Linked DNA regions of Homo sapiens: region 2 is linked to region 1. The links are chromatin contacts, found by Hi-C or POLR2A ChIA-PET in ENCODE. All regions are on one chromosome and are shown on one strand. The core of a region is the stretch at or near the end of the contact, and the rest is flanking DNA. Distances in the headings are between cores, read along the strand shown. Region 1 overlaps ZMIZ1 (zinc finger MIZ-type containing 1). Region 2 overlaps ZMIZ1 (zinc finger MIZ-type containing 1).

Region 1 (7,451 bases), core at 2,644-5,143:
GTGCAAGGGAAAGGGGCCTGTCCCACTCTCTGCTCCGTGGAGAAACAGAAAGATCCCAGTGATGTGGCAAGCCCCATAACAGTGGCGTGGAGAGGGTTCAGAGGCTGGGGGGAGAATTCTGGGGAGGTGACCACAAGTGAGTTACAGTGTGGGGAGACAGAAGCATAGATGGAGCAGAACCTGGCAGGATGTGCATGCACACACAGACATGAGTGGTGGTGAGTGCATAGATAATACAGATGTGCAAATGTGCGCTTCCTCACAAACGTGTACACAGACGTCGCTTCTGCATGCCACATGAATGCACACAGATAACACTTGCGTGCACTTGCATGCTCACATACACATGCACAAACTCGTGTTGGAACTACACACATACACGGGCACAAACTCTCACAAGCACACAGCATTCTGACACACGGGGCTGCATATCCATGCACACACAACGCAGGGTGCATTCCAACAAGAAGAGGCAGTTCAGAGGTCGATGGCTCTGCATCGGCAAAAGCTTCCAGCAGCTCCTGGGAGGCTCTGGACAGCCTGGGCCGAGGCTGAGCTGGAGCTCTGTTTGTGTGTATGTTGGGGAGGGTGTTGGGGCTTGAGGGCCAGCCATGTGACTGACCATGGACAAGCCCTTGCCCGCTCTAGGACTCATTCCCCATCTGGAAACAGGAATCGTCCCTGTCCGCCTCCTATACGGTGGCCGCAAGGATGAGAGGCTGCTGTGTAGATTGCCGAGAGCAATTTTGGGCACTCTGCAGGGCTTCAACAAATTGAAGCTAGTAGTCTCATGAGAATAAAACAGGTTACAGGTAAAGTGGGGATGTGGGGGCTGTTCCTCTCCAGGCTTCTCATCCCCTGGGGCCTGGGTACTCTCTGAATCATGGGCATGACAGTCCACCCTGCCTGCCTCCACCAAGGTGGTGGGGTCTGTGTCATCCCTGCTCCCGCTCTCCCACCTGCACTTCCCTGTTGACTCGTGAGGAGTTGGGGGCCTGCAGTGCCCAGCTTTGGTACAACAACCACATTTGACTCCCTGCCAGGAGACTGGCACATTGCCTCCATGAGTGCTCTAAATCCCCTTGAGAAGCCTGAGAAGGCCTTACCAAGCAATTTCCAGATGAGGAAACTGAGGCACAATAAATGCAGGTGAGGTTCTCAGGGACACCTGCTCATAAGTGTTGGAGCTGGGCTTCGGATCCACGTCATCAGATGTGAACATTTATGCTCTTTTCTCCCATGATCTCCTCTCAGGGATAGGTCATTTATTACCCACTTTGCAGATAAGGAAACTGAGGCTCAGAGAGGGCAGGCCACTCAGCCAGGAAGTAGCACAGCCAGAATTGGGTGCTTATTAACCACACTGCACCCACCTCAATTCAACACTTCCTTTTCCTTTCCCTCCCTCCTTCCCAGAGAGCCCCTCCAGGTTAGAGGGGGTTCCCGAGGAGGCTTCTGGGATTATCTGGGCTTTAGTTCTGACCTAGTATTCCCAGGCATACCTGCCATTTTCTTGCAAATAGAAAGATAGGCTATTCTCTGGGGTCTGCTTTCTAGCATGACCTAGTAACTTCCTCTCCACAACTCCTTTGTAAAGTATCCTTAGGATTGTCCTTTGGAAACTTGGCCAGCAGAAAGCTCTGGGGTACCCAAGAGGCTTGGAGGAGTCCTAGGCCTTTGGAGAGGTAGCCACTGCTTGCATATCCACTGGGAGGCTCTGTGACCTGCTAAAGGATCAGGGTGTGGGACCACAGCACAGGGAGCCAAGGTTCTGCTTGGCATGGGTGGTAGGTACCACTATGGAAGGAAATTGGGAAGGATCCCCGGGAGGTGATATTTACGCTGGGCCTTGGAAAGAGGAGAAATTTGCTAGGTTGATGTCAAAGGCCAAGGAAGACCCAGCAGAAGGCTCAGCTCCACCAAAGTCCCAGAAAAGTGAGAGTTTATTCATGGCCCTTCGCACCTGCATCTGTACCCAACAATACCCATCAGAGTCTCCTAGAATTAGGGCCAGCTAAATAATTTAGCTGTGGTCCAATGCTAAATGAAAATGCAGAGCCCTTTGTTCATGAATTACAAAGGATTTCAAGATGATGACAGCAGAGTAGGGTCCTTCTAAGCTTGTGGCCCTGTGTGACGGCCAGTGAAGCCAACCCTGCTTGAGTAAGTGTAGCAATTGTGGGATTTAGCGCCAAGAACTGAGTTCACGTGCAGGCGCCACCAGTTACTTACCAGGCCCACGACCTTGGGCAAGTCCTCCTCATCTCCATAAGCCTCATCTGCCAATGAGCGATGGTACCCTCCTGCCTGCAGAGGAGGGTCAGTGGTGCCAGCATCTAGCTTATCCCAAGCAGTCCAGGACAGAAGCTTTGGCCGGGGTGGAGTGGCAACTCTTTCCGTCACGTAGTGATGTTCAAGGCTCTCCTGACCCACCCCATTTACCTTCCAGCGCTGCCCCTGTCTACCTTGGTGGCCTGGTTTTTTGTGCTTTTCCAAATCCACCTGGCTGGGCAGTGGAGGGTATGGGGAGTCTACTCTGTTTTATTTGCAGAGCCTCCTGTCTGGACTGCTCCTTGCCCACACTCCCATCTCTCCTTGGCAGACTCACTCCTGCAGGTTAGATGTCATGCAGATTTCTTTGACCCCCCAGCTCCTCCCTTCCAACCTTTACTCTGTGATACCTTCAGTAGCTGCAATGACCTCTTGCACTATAGAGTTCTCTACAGTGTGCGAAGTCCTTTCACACCCATCACACCCTGGAGAGCTCTTGAAAGGCCCTATTCCCATTTGCTAGATAGGAAAACAGAGGCTCAGAGGTACAACCATCCTAAGTTCCTGGGCTGAGGTCAGACCCACATCGGGTAGGGGTGTAGACAGTGGCAGCAGAGAATGGTACCTAGGCTCCACCCTCGGCCGCCTCATCTTGCAGCATTTGGGAAAACTGGCTTTTCCCTTCTGGTAGAAAGCTCCAGCCCCTGGCCCAGGAGAGGTATGTGGGTTGCTGAAGAGGGCCTGGTAGAGCGCAGAGGTCCAGCCAGCTAGAGCAGACTAGCGCCCAGCCCTGCTTTTCCCCACAAGTGATGTGGCCCAGTTCACGTGGCTCGGCGGACTAGAGCCAGGTATACATGGCTCTGAAGTCTGGGGCAGAGGTGAGAAGGCCCTAGCTGGCCTGGGCTGCAACCGCAGGCAAAGGCTGGCCACAGATGAGAGGGGTATCGTGTCAGGGGCATGACAAACTGTTCCATATGGCTGGCACTTCACAAAAGACACTCAAAACACTCTTGGTGGATGAGTGTGGAGGATGCTGGCAGATTGCGGCTGTGGACCGGGCTGAGGCATGGAGGTTTTCCAGCTCTGTTACCCCTTTCTTTGTGGCTTCTGATGAGCGACTTCATCTCTCTGTGCCCCATTTCCTCATCTGTAAAATGGGGAGAATATCCCTCTAGTTGGGAGGGATTCAACGAAGTAAGCCATGGGCACTCTCACAGCCATGCCTGGAGCATGGTTAGTGCTTTCTGGCACTTTCTAGCATGAAGAGTGGAGGTGGCAGTAGCGGGAGTGAGTAGGGGGTGGACTCCAGGGCTGTGGCCACACAGGAGGGTTTCCTCCACTGAGCAGCATGGTTGTGCGGTCTTTTAAGAGAAGGTGGAGAGGGAGATCAGGGATTGGGGTTGGGCTGGATTTGGATTTCATATGAGGCAATCCCAAACAGCTGTTGCTCAGAGCTCTGTGGGCAGCCACCTGGGGTGAGGGCTGCACTCTCCTCGCCAGCCCCTCCAGCCCCTGGTGTGTGGCTTTAGGCTGCCGGCATGCACACCCTAAGTTGTCAGTCAGCAGACTTCCAGGGTTACATAGGCGGTTTGGGGCTGGCCATGAAGACCTTGAATGCCAAGCCCAGCTCACAGCAGGCCTGGCCAGGGCCCAGCCCGTGGCCACACGGAGCTGGGATTCCAGGGTCCGCATATGGCATGCCTGTCAATCTTCAGCGCCAGCTGAGAATGCACACCTCTCCTCCCACTGCGTGAAATCTGTGGCCTGCAGCCCAGGCCCTCCACCCCAGCCTCTGCAGCCTGCTATGACTCCACAACCCCCACCCAAGCCTGGATCTGGGAATCGTTTGCAGCTCACTGCTTATTCCTGCCCAAGGTAGGATGCCCCTCTAGGTCAGGAGGGTGGGACTGCTGTCCTGGTGGGCCCTCTGAGCAGGACTTGTGTTCAAGCCTCAGTCCCATTAAGAACTGCTGTGTGACCTTGGACAAGTTGCTGCCCCTCTCTGAGCAGCTGTTTATTGGTCTGTAAAATCAGAGGATTGGGGTAGGTCAGGGATTACAAACTGCAGTCTTCAAGGGTGTCAACAACCCATTGAAGTTGGGACTATCCTGTTGTACAAATGAGAAAACTCAAAGCACAGAGAGGTTAAGAAACTTAGCCAAGGTCACACAGGTTATAGTGGAGCTAGGACTCAGCCCAGTTTTATCTGACACCATAATATGTGTTTTCCCTACCACAACAAACTGCCTGTCACAGATACTTGCTTGTTTGCTGGGTGATCCATTTTGTCCATCAGCCAGCTTGGTGTTGAACACTTCCTTGTGCTCCTGCACCGTGCTAGGCCCTGGTATCCAATAGTGAATCTTCAGTTGAGCTGGGAGAGCACAGCTCCAGGTCCGGAGTTCTGAGTAGAGGTCACAGTCTCCAGTGCAGGGTTGCTAGGTAGGTGCAGCTCTTTCCTCATGCTGTAGGAGGCAGCCAGAGAAGACTTCCTGGTGGAGGGGTAAGGGGAGTGGGGTTCCTATACAGAGTGGAAGAGTAGGGTCTTCCTGGGGTCTCTGCACAACTGGGTGGCATGGGTCAGGGCAGTCCGGCTGGGGAGGAAGATTCATTCAGCCACAGCTGAGGCAGCCCCTGAGGGCCTTGAATGCTAGGCCACAGAGTTTGGCCATGAACCTGCAGGGAGTGGGGAGCTAAAAGAGACTGCAGGGCAGTGGCACCTCCTTTGTGAGAGCTAGGAGGGCTGGCCTCAGCTTGCAAGCTAGGGCAAGGGTGAGGTGTGGTCCAGTCTAAGACTTAGTTCACCCAGGAACTGTGGCAGCAGGAAGAGCAAGGTTGGAGGCTTGTCCACTGGCCGGACCTTCATGCTCCACCACGGCCTCTTCAGCAACCCAGGCACCTCTGCTGGACCAGGCGCTGGGGCTTTCTACCAAAAGGGAAAGCCAGTCTTCTCAAATGCTGCAAGATAAAGCGACCGACGATGGAGCCAGGTGCCACAATCTGCACACCTCCCCCAACCCCATCTGCCATGGGCCTGACCTCAGCTCAGAGCTTGGGGCAGGCGTTGCTCAGTGACACAGTGGGATCAGAGAGGCTCAGAGACCAGCCCGGGGGCACACAGCATTCCTCATGGTGGGTACAGAGGCTAGAGCAGGTAGGCAGCATCTTTCCCAAGAGAGGTAGGTCTGGGTCTCCCTCTGGCCGTCCCAGGGTCCTGGACATGCTTCATGGATGGTGTGTGCTCACTCTGGTAGGAGTGTAAGGTTGTAAAGAGTTTCCTGGGTGTTACTTACTGAGGGCGCTTCTCCCTCCCACTGATGTTTGCCCCACTGGCTCTTTTTGAGCTCTGGAGTTTGTCTCTTTCTGGTTCATGAGCCACACACCCAGGCCACACATTGGGGCAGAGGACAGCCTTGGCCGTGCCTGTGTTCCTAGGTCTGAAGCCTCAGCGACCTTGCAGCAAGTAATAGACACTGGGTGGGGCCACAAGCGTGACATCTTTATTGGAATAAAAACAAAACCACAGCCTCTCTCTCGTGTTGGGAGGAGTGGTCTTTAGAAATCATTTTACCCACCCCACTCATGGCACAGATGAGGAAACTGAGGCCCAGAGATAGGAGGGCATGCCCCAAGGTAGCCAACATGGCGCTTCAGGCTATCAGCTGAGTGCAGGGCCACACTAAACTGTGTAGGCTACATGGGGGTGCAGAGGCTGGCAGGGGCAGGGACCAGCAGCAGCGATAGGAGCCTTCTATCTGCAGAAAGGCAGGACTGACCCTGAAGGGCCAAGGAAGCTCTGGGGACCTGTGGAGAGCCACCCAGAACTGGGACTGAGAGCTGCACGGGAACCCGCAGACCTGGCTCCGTGGAGCCGCATTTGTGTTCTGCCTCCTGCTGTGAGAGGTTCGCCACCACAAGCAAGGGCTTATCCTGTCATCCATTTACCCAGAGAGCCCCAGTGAGGCCGGGATTTGTAGGCCCAATGGTCAGGGCTAGGGGCAACGCCTCAGAGTCAGGGCCTAGTGTGAGGCTTATAAGGGGCAAGGGAGTGAAGAAATAAAGTGGACTCAGGAAACCAGGGGCTGCCCTTCCCCTCATCAGCCCCCTCTGCCAAGGCTTAGCAGAGTGTCCAGCAGGCTCAACCATCTGGGAGGCTGCTGACCACAGGCAGCATGGCATTACCTAGGGCCAGGGTCTAGGGGCTCTGAAGGCCTCAGGGGTCAGGGAGAGCTTCCTGGAGGAGGTGAGTGCCAGCTGAGCCCCAAAGAATGACCAGACTGTGAACCAAACTGAAAGCATTCCACGCAAAGGGAACAGCTGGGCCAAGACCCTGTGGCAGCCACACTGGGGCAGATAATGGGGGCTTTGTGGAGGCTAGGACTGCTCAGGGAAAGAAATGAGGCTGGAGGTGCCCCCGGGGGGTTGGAGACGGCAGAAGGAAAGAAGGTTATATTTTGCTTTTAACTTGCTAAATGCCCCTGAGTAGATCACTGCCCCACTTTTGTGCCTCAGTTTCCCTTTTATCTCCTCTGAGCTTCAGGCACCTGGGGAGCCACAGCAGGGAAGTGCCTCAGTGGAAGAGTCCGCTTCTGGAGGCTTTGAGCTGATGCTGGGGATATGAGCTGAGGGAAGTATGGGCTTCCCCAGCACCTCGGGGGCAGTTGGCCCAGAAGGCTGCTGCTGGACCCAAGGCTTCTCCCCAGTGGAGGAGAGCTGACCTAAGATTTCTGGGGTTTGCCAGGCTGGACCAACCTGAGAGGATGAGGGATTAGGTCCCTGGGGCAGCCCCCACTACAGACTAAGGACCTGGGTCCCAGGATAAAATGAGAGATGCGCCTCCCTTCTCTTTGCTGTGACCAACTCCTTCTTTCCTCCTTCTGCCTCCTTCCCTCCTGCTGGGGACAGGGAGGGGACAATATTTATTCCTTCCCAAGGCTGCAGCTGACTGATACCCTGATGCAGAGGAAATGCCATGCCAGTGCCAGGCATGCTGCCGGCGCTCTGGGTGCCTGGTGCCCTCTCCAGGTGTGGCTCCTCCCCATAGCCCTGGGCTCGGCCGGTCTGTGTTTGCAGAGCCTCCACTGACCTGCAGCGGCCTCTCTCTCATGCCTCTCCTATCAGCAGAGCGCCAGCCATGGGCTCCTTGGACTACAAGTCCCCGGGATTGCGCAAATTCCCCC
Region 2 (7,451 bases), core at 3,676-6,175, 96 kb after region 1:
ACAAATTCCTGAGATTTAAGGCAGGCGTGGGGAACGATTCTGTTGGATCTAGGGGCCAGGCCAAACCCCATGGCAGTCTGAGGCCCCTCCAGGCGCCTCTGGAGCAGGTGGTTCCTGGGGGCTTGGCAGCAGAGTCCCCCCTTTTTCAGAAGTACCAGCCTACCACATCTGGGTGCTCTCCCTACTCAGCCATAGCCACTCCAGCTGCTTTCTAAATGACTCCATTTTCCAAGGTCCTTCTTAATAAAGAAAGCTAATTTTGCTGCTGTTCATGAGGAAGGCGGGTGTGAGGGAGCAGATCTGGGAGTCATGGGACACCTGGGAATGGGTGGGGACAGAGTGAAGCCAGAGCGGCAACAGCTTGCAAAGCCACCCAAGGGTCCCCTGGAGCGCCCCGTCCCACACTGCCCCCCAGGGGACCGATGGCCCTCCCAGTCTGCCGCCTCTCACCCTGCCAGTCCCTACTTCTGAGATTTTAAGGAGATGGGTGGGACCTTCAGGCTCCAAACACACCATTGCTGTTATGGAAGCCCCCCATTTGCTGGGGCTTAAGGCTAGAGACAGACCCCAGGCTGAGCGTGGGAGTCCTGCGGTTTCTAGCTGAGGTTGAGGGGGCTGCAGGGTGCTTGGCACGGAGCAGCATTACAATGCCTGCCCCATCCCGGAAGCCTTAGTCGATTAAGCAGCTCTGACCTGAAGCCCTGTGGGAAGCAGCTTGTTCTAAATCACCGCTTTTTTTTTTTTTTTGAGAAGGAGTCTTGCTGTTCTGCCCAGGCTGGAGTGCAGTGGTGCGATCTAGGCCCACTGCAACTTCCCCATCCCAGGTCCAAGCGATTCTTCTGCCTCAGCCTCCAGAATTGCTGGGATTACAGGCGCCTGCCACACACTCGGCTAATTTTTGTATTTTTAGGAGAGACGGGGTTTCACCATGTTGCCCAGGCTGGTCTCGAACTCTTGACCTCAAGTGATCCACCTGCCTCAGCCTCCCAAAGTGCTGGGATTATAGGTGTGAGCCACCACACCTGGCCTAAATCACTGCTTTAGATGAGATGCATGCTGACTCGGAGGGGCAGGGCTGGGCCTAAGAGTCTGCATTTGTAACAGGCCCCCCTGTGGTGCTGATAGCCCTGGAGTAGGAAGGGCAGTGAGCCCTCCCCAGTAGTGGGTGCAGGAGCTCAGTGAGGGGTGGGGGAGTTCCTGAGGGCCCAGGGCATGGAAGGGAGATGGAAGAGCCACACAGATGGAGCAGAGACCCTTAGGGCCCACCCTAAGGATGGTGGTACAGGATCCCCAGCCGACTTCTAAAATGTGGTCGAATCTGAGCCCTTGGAAGCGGCGGGGCCTATGGCTTTGGTGTTGGACCCATCGTCAGCCTGGGAAACCCCTAAGGACGGGGCCAGGATCCCAGGGCCTGGCACGGAAGAGGTGTTCATCAGTATTTGCTGAGCAACTGAAGAAGGCACAGTGGACTTCTGGCTCTGCCTAATGATGGGGCACTGCCTTAGCTTGCCCACCTCACCCACTTCACCTGCAAAATGGGCATATCCATTGGCTCTGGGCTCCGTGACTCACCTGCCCTCCTCCCCTCTTGCTTTCAGGTGGTCAGTCGGGTGGCAGCCCAGCAAGGCTTTGACCTGGACCTCGGCTACAGACTGCTGGCTGTGTGTGCTGCAAACCGAGACAAGTTCACCCCGAAGTCTGCCGGTAGGTGTCCGTGGGGGACTCTGCGATGTCACTGGGAGGTGGGGAGGGGAACTGACTATAAACCATGCCTGTTTGCTGCCCCTGCCTTCTGGTGCCTCCATTTGTCTAGGTGTAGTGCGAACCCCTGAGGAAGAGCAACTCATCCACCAGGCTCTGGGACCCACAGTTGGGGCTGTCCTCGTGCCTCTCCCAGGGAGTATACTTGCCTCAGGGGTACTGCAGGGCCAGAGAGGCTCCCGAGGCACACCAAACCCAGCAGTAGGCACTGTGCTACAGGCAGGACCAGCATCAGCTCACTCCATCACCACGGTGACCCCTTGGCATAAGCACTGTGAGCTCCCCATTTTACACATGAGGAAACTGAGGCTCACAAACACAGAGGAGATTTCCCAAGGCCACACAGCTGGAAGGCAGCAGAGCAGGGATTTAAGCCTAGGCCTGTACTTCAGAGTCAGCATTCTTAACCTTTATACTCCACTACGTTCATTCATTCCCCAAAAATTGTTTAAAATGAAACACAAAAGTCGAAACAAAATGAATCAGTACACTCAGGGTTCCGTATTGCAACTTTGTCATCACCTGCGGTCTCCTGACCTTGCAGTAAGCAGGGGCCATGGAGAGTGCCAAGCAGCATTCTGTCTGGGAGGGCTTTGAGCACTTTAAAGATACAGTTTTATTTTACATTTCCCACCATCCTCATAACCTGGCTTAGGCCACAGGCACCCTGCTAGCTTTAAGCCGGACAGACCTGTCACTTGCTAAGTGTGTGGTCTCTGAGCCTCAGCTGATCTTTCTGGGAAGGCAGGAATGGTAAGGAGACTCCTGACTTCAGGGGTCATTGTAAGTGCTAGAAATACATAAAGTGCAGGCCGGGCGCGGTGGCTCACGCCTGTAATCCCAGCACTTTGGGAGGCCGAGGCGAGCAGATCACGAGGTCAGGAGATCGAGACCATCCTGGCTAACACGGTGAAACCCCGTCTCTACTAAAAATACAAAAAAAATTAGCCGGGTGTGGTGGCGGGCGCCTGTAGTCCCAGCTACTCAGGAGGTTGAGGCAGGAGAATGGCGTGAACCCAGGAGGCGGGGCTTGCAGTGAACCGAGATCGCGCCACTGCACTCCAGCCTGGGTGACAGAGGGAGACTCCGTCTCAAAAAAAAAGAAAGAAAGAAATACATAAAGTACCTAGCACCGTGTCTGGATATTGTTAACATTCCTTATGGAGTCAGGACAAGCAGTTGAAAAAGAAAAAAAGAAACAGTTATTTCCCTTGTATAACAATAAAATGGACGTTTTCACTGAATTCATCAGTCAGTTCTTTGGAGTGTATATAGACACAGCCTTCATGAAAACGTTGTAAGGACATCTCATGATGTGTTTCCATAAATCTGCTCAATTTATAATCTCTTGCGTGTGAGTTTGCGCCTCTTTCCATGTATGTTTCCAGTCTGCACACATGGATGGCGCTGCACACATAGATGTGTGGTGGCCTCATTAGCCAGTAGCTACTCTGAGACCCTGGACATGCCCGCCTGCATTGGGATATTGCTATCGTATTGAACTGCTTGCTAGAAAATGGTCTTGGAATCTCACAAGGGACATCTATTCCTGATGGAGTGTGCAGTTTTAATAATGACTTAAGTCAATACAATGTTGACAGGGTAGAAATGACTTATCAAAGACACATACCTCTTAAGTGCCCGTTCTGTGCAGGCACCCAGCAAGGGCTGAATTTGCAAGGGCAACTAAACAGAAAGGGTCCTGCCTTAAGAAACTTATAGTCCAGAGCAGGGGCCACCAAGCTTTTTTCCATCAAGGGCCAGACAGGGGCTTTTGGGGGCTCTGTGAAAGCTGCCATAGATAGTACATAGAGGAGTGGGGTTGGCTGGTTCCACGAAAACTTTATTTATGAAAACAAGTGCTGTGTGCAGTGGCTCACACCTGTAATCCCAGCACTTTGGGAGGCTCAGGCAGGTGGATCACTTGAGTTCAGTAGTTCGAGACCAGCCTGGGTAACATGGCGAAACCCCATATCTACAAAAAAATACAAAAATTAGCTGGGTGCGGTGGTGCACGCCTGTGGTCCCAGCTGCTTGGGAGGCTGGGGTGGGAGGATCACTTGAGCCTGGGAGGTGGAGGTTGCAGTGAGTCAAGATCGAGCCACTGCATTCCAGCCTGGGTGATAGAGTAAGACCCTGTCTCAAAACAACAACAACAACCAAGAAACAACAACAAAAAAACCTAGTGATTAACTATACTTCTTGACCCCTAGTCTAGAGGGAGAGGAAAACATTGATCAAATAATTAGAGGGGTGTGTGTGTGTGTGTGTGTGTCTGTCTGTCTGTCTGTGTAAGCTCAAGCTGTGATAAGTGCCTTGAAGGAAAAGTAAAAGTGAAGGATGGCAAGGGGGTGTTGTTGAGGGCAGACCACTCTGGGGTTGCAGCAGTCTCCCCTGAGACCTGAAGGTTGAGTAAGTGAAGAAAAAGAGAAAGAGCGTCTTTGCAGTTAAGGGGACAGCCTGTGCAAAGGTGTTGAGGTAGAAGGGGAGCATGCACGGCTTTTTGTCAGAACTAAGAGAAAGGCAGTGATTCTGGAGCCCAGAGGCAGGGGGTACATGGCAAAGGCGAGGCTGGAGAGGTCAGCAGCAGCGGAAACATTCAGGGCCTGTCTTGGAGGTCACAGTCTTTGTCCTGAGAGTAATGGGAACATGGCTAAATGCTCATTTTGTGATGACAGCTCGGGCTATAAAAGAACAGATTGCACGGGGGGTGGGGGGACGTGGAGGCCTGCCTGGATGTAGGTGGCCAGTTGACAGATCACTGGGAGGTCGGGGTGAGGATGATGGTGGCTGGATCAGGAAGACAAGAGTGGAATGGAGACAGAGGGATATTTAAGAGGCAAAACTATGCCACAGAGGGAGAAGGAGACCTGGAGAATGGGCTGTCCCAGGAGCCCAGTGCCTCCCCAGAGGAGCAGGAGAGACTCAGGTCTCTGTGCAGTCCCTCCACAAAGGGTCACTGAAACCCCTGCCCTGCTGGCACGTGCTGGGTGTTCTCATATGTTTTGTGGTGGTGCCAAGCTTTGTGAGACACAGAATACTATCTACATTTATGGATGAAAAAATGGAAGCTCAGAGAGGTCCTATGACTTCCCTGAGGTCACCCAACTCATAAGTAATAGGCTGGAACCTGAACTAGCCTCCTGGCTGCAGGCCCAGGGCTCTGCCTGCCCCATCACACCAGGCCTGGGCAGCCCTCCATTTCCTTTGGAAAGAGCCCTTCATGCTGCTCAGGGGTCTCCAGCAAGGCCTCTGAGTGGCATTCCCAGCATCACTTCTTCGCTTGAAACAGGGATTTGTTCTTTCCTCCATCTGCACCCCTGCTTGAACACAGCCTTTGTAATTTAGAAAGCCCTTTCCCATGCATTGTGTCTGTGAACTCACGTGACACTCTGACACTATGCAGGCTCCCAGGGATGAATTCTCAGTGTACCCATTCTGCAGCTGAGAACACTGAGGCACAGCAGTGCCTGTGGCTTGGCCATCCTCAGATTTCCTTATTAGGAGTCAAACCCTTGTCAGTGCCCACAGCCATGACTAACTACCTTTCAGGGCCACCCATCCAGATATATGGGCTCTCGGGATCCCAGCCACCCCCTGCTTGCCCCATCTTCTGGAAAGGAAAGGGGGCCAGTCTGAGGAGGAAGCCTCTACCTGGCGGTTTTATTTGAGGGGTGAAGGACCTGCCAGGAGCAGGCTGGGCCATAAGAGGGGTGGAGGCCATGGGGAGCAGAGCTGGGACCCCAAGTCCCAGACATGGCACCGGCGCCAGGCCTCCTCTTGGCCACCTCTCCAGGCTGTGGCCTCGTCTGTGAAGAGAGCTGATTTGCCCACCTCATGGGCTGCCTGTGAGGATGCAGTGGGACCCCCTAATCATGGGAGTGAGAAAGGGGCCCAGCTAATACCTGACGCACACTGGGGGCCAAGTAAATATGACCCTCCAGCCTTCCTCCTCTGCTTCCATGTGTCTGTCTCTTAGCTGATGTGGTTCCCAGCCTCTCTAAGGCCCCTTCTGTGGCAGCAAGCCTGTTTCCCACTGTCCTCTCTCCCCTCGGCTCTGTGGGTGTGGGTGACCTGCAGTGTCCCTACCCCTGGGCACAGCCCCGGTGTGCCTGTGTGGGGATGGCCACTCCCACCTGCCCAGCCCACTTCCAGGGAGGCCTCTGCAGTTCCAGAGCTCGCTCCAGCCCCCAAGCCCCTTCAGCCAGTCTGGGCCACCTGTCCGCCCTCCTGCCTTTCCACACTTGTCTGACGTGCCTGTGCAGTTCTGCCCTCCCAGGGCTCCCTGCTCCTTTCTTTCTTTGGTCTTGGGTGTCTGTAGGTCTGTCTCTGTGCAGCGGCCCCTGTCCATCTCTAGCTTCCCGTGGCTTTCTCTGCCTTCCTGGGTTTCTCTGGGTCTCAGACTTTCTCCCACTGTACGTCTGTGTGTATGGTGTGTGTGAGGCTGTGTATGTTTGTGTTGGGGAGAGTATGTGGCTTTGTATGTGGGTGTGTGCCTGTGTACATGTGCATGTCTCTGTGTATGTCTGCATGGCTGTGCACATGTGTGTATCTGAGCATGCTGTGTGTGGCTGTGTACATGTACATGGCTGTGTCCATGGTGTGTGTATGTCTATGACGTATATGTACCTGTGTGCGTGTCTGTGTGTGCATGGTTGTGTACATGTGTGTATCTGCATGGTGTTTGTGCATGGCTGTGTATATGTACATGCCTATCTGTGTCTGCATGCATGTTATCTGTGTGTGGGTGCATGCCTGTGTGTGTCGCCCTGGCGCTGCATCCCCCTTCTGTCTCCCTTGTCAGGAGGCCAGGCCAGCCAAGGAGGGCCAGGATGAGATCATGCAGTGAGTGAGCTTGGAGCGGGGCTTTGTCAGGAGAGCTGGCGGTGAGCCGGCCGTGGTGCAGGAGCACGTGTGTGCATGTGCGTGCATGCATGCGTGTGTGTGTGTGCGTGTGTGTGTCCTGGGAGAGTGCGCAGGAGGCGAGCACAGGCAGTCACTGCAGCAGCCGCCAGGCAGGCGGCTCCACGCGGCCCTGGACGCCCAGCCCCCAGCTCTTTGTTCTGGCGCAGCCTTTAGCCTCAGAGCGCACGTGCGCGGGCGGGATCCTCCTCCTCACCAGGCCCCCTCCCTCCTCAGTACAGAAGGTCACCTGCCTGGCCCGGCATCCTGATGCTCCCTTGATTCTCCCCAGGCCGGGCCTTAGCATTGCCCCACCCCCACCTTCCATGCCAGCCCGAGGGGACTTGGCGGGCAGCACTGAAATGTCAGCCTCCTCATCACCTAGCAGTCCCACGCCTGCTGGCAACGTGGGCACCAAGCACCAGGCAGTCGCCATGTCGAGGTCCCCAAGAGCCTTCTGCCTGTCTCAGCTCCTGTCCATGCTTGAAGAAAGCCATATGGCCTCAGCTGACCCGTGAGCAGCCAGTCACTGTTGAAATAATCGAATAGGGAATGCTGGAGCCCAGGGCCCAGAGAGGGGAGGACCCACCCCAAGTCCTAGCGAGGCAGGGCCAGAGTCCAGAAGAGAGCCCGAATGCCTGCTGCCTTCTCGCGCCCTTCCTGTCTTCCTGAGGCTGGCCTCACAGCTGTGGGCTCCCACCCTCATGCTATTGGCAAAGTCAAAACGCAGAGAGAGCAGCAGGTCCAGGAGGCCTTGGAGCTTCCGCAGGATGTCCTGAGACAGGTCG

What was found. A loop is a pair of places that touch in the nucleus more often than their neighbours do. ChIA-PET counts read pairs that join two places held with the same protein, here RNA polymerase II (POLR2A).
Region 2: a loop to region 1 is called in a map of endothelial cell of hepatic sinusoid, with 5 times the contacts of the local background. The contact joins two enhancer-like sites. A Hi-C loop is called at or near these places in 1 of 168 maps with a recorded cell type or tissue (endothelial cell of hepatic sinusoid). POLR2A ChIA-PET finds 5 or more read pairs at or near these places in 3 of 52 experiments (BJ, Caco-2 and Panc1).

The regions. Positions count from the first base shown.
Region 1 is chr10:79,119,943-79,127,393 of GRCh38, forward strand. The region is part of intron 2 of ZMIZ1 (zinc finger MIZ-type containing 1); the gene reads left to right. Among named protein-coding and RNA genes, the nearest start is that of ZMIZ1, 55 kb to the left of the region's middle. RefSeq lists an enhancer at 6,715-7,233. Within about 2 kb of position 3,894, at least 4 of the 41 ENCODE cell types and tissues checked have a DNase peak (open chromatin) inside an H3K27ac peak, as active enhancers do.
Region 2 is chr10:79,214,571-79,222,021 of GRCh38, forward strand. It overlaps ZMIZ1 (zinc finger MIZ-type containing 1), which reads left to right. Exons shown (of 25, transcript NM_020338.4): 7 at 1,599-1,704. Among named protein-coding and RNA genes, the nearest start is that of PPIF, 130 kb to the right of the region's middle. RefSeq lists an enhancer at 5,989-7,451. Within about 2 kb of position 4,926, at least 3 of the 41 ENCODE cell types and tissues checked have a DNase peak (open chromatin) inside an H3K27ac peak, as active enhancers do.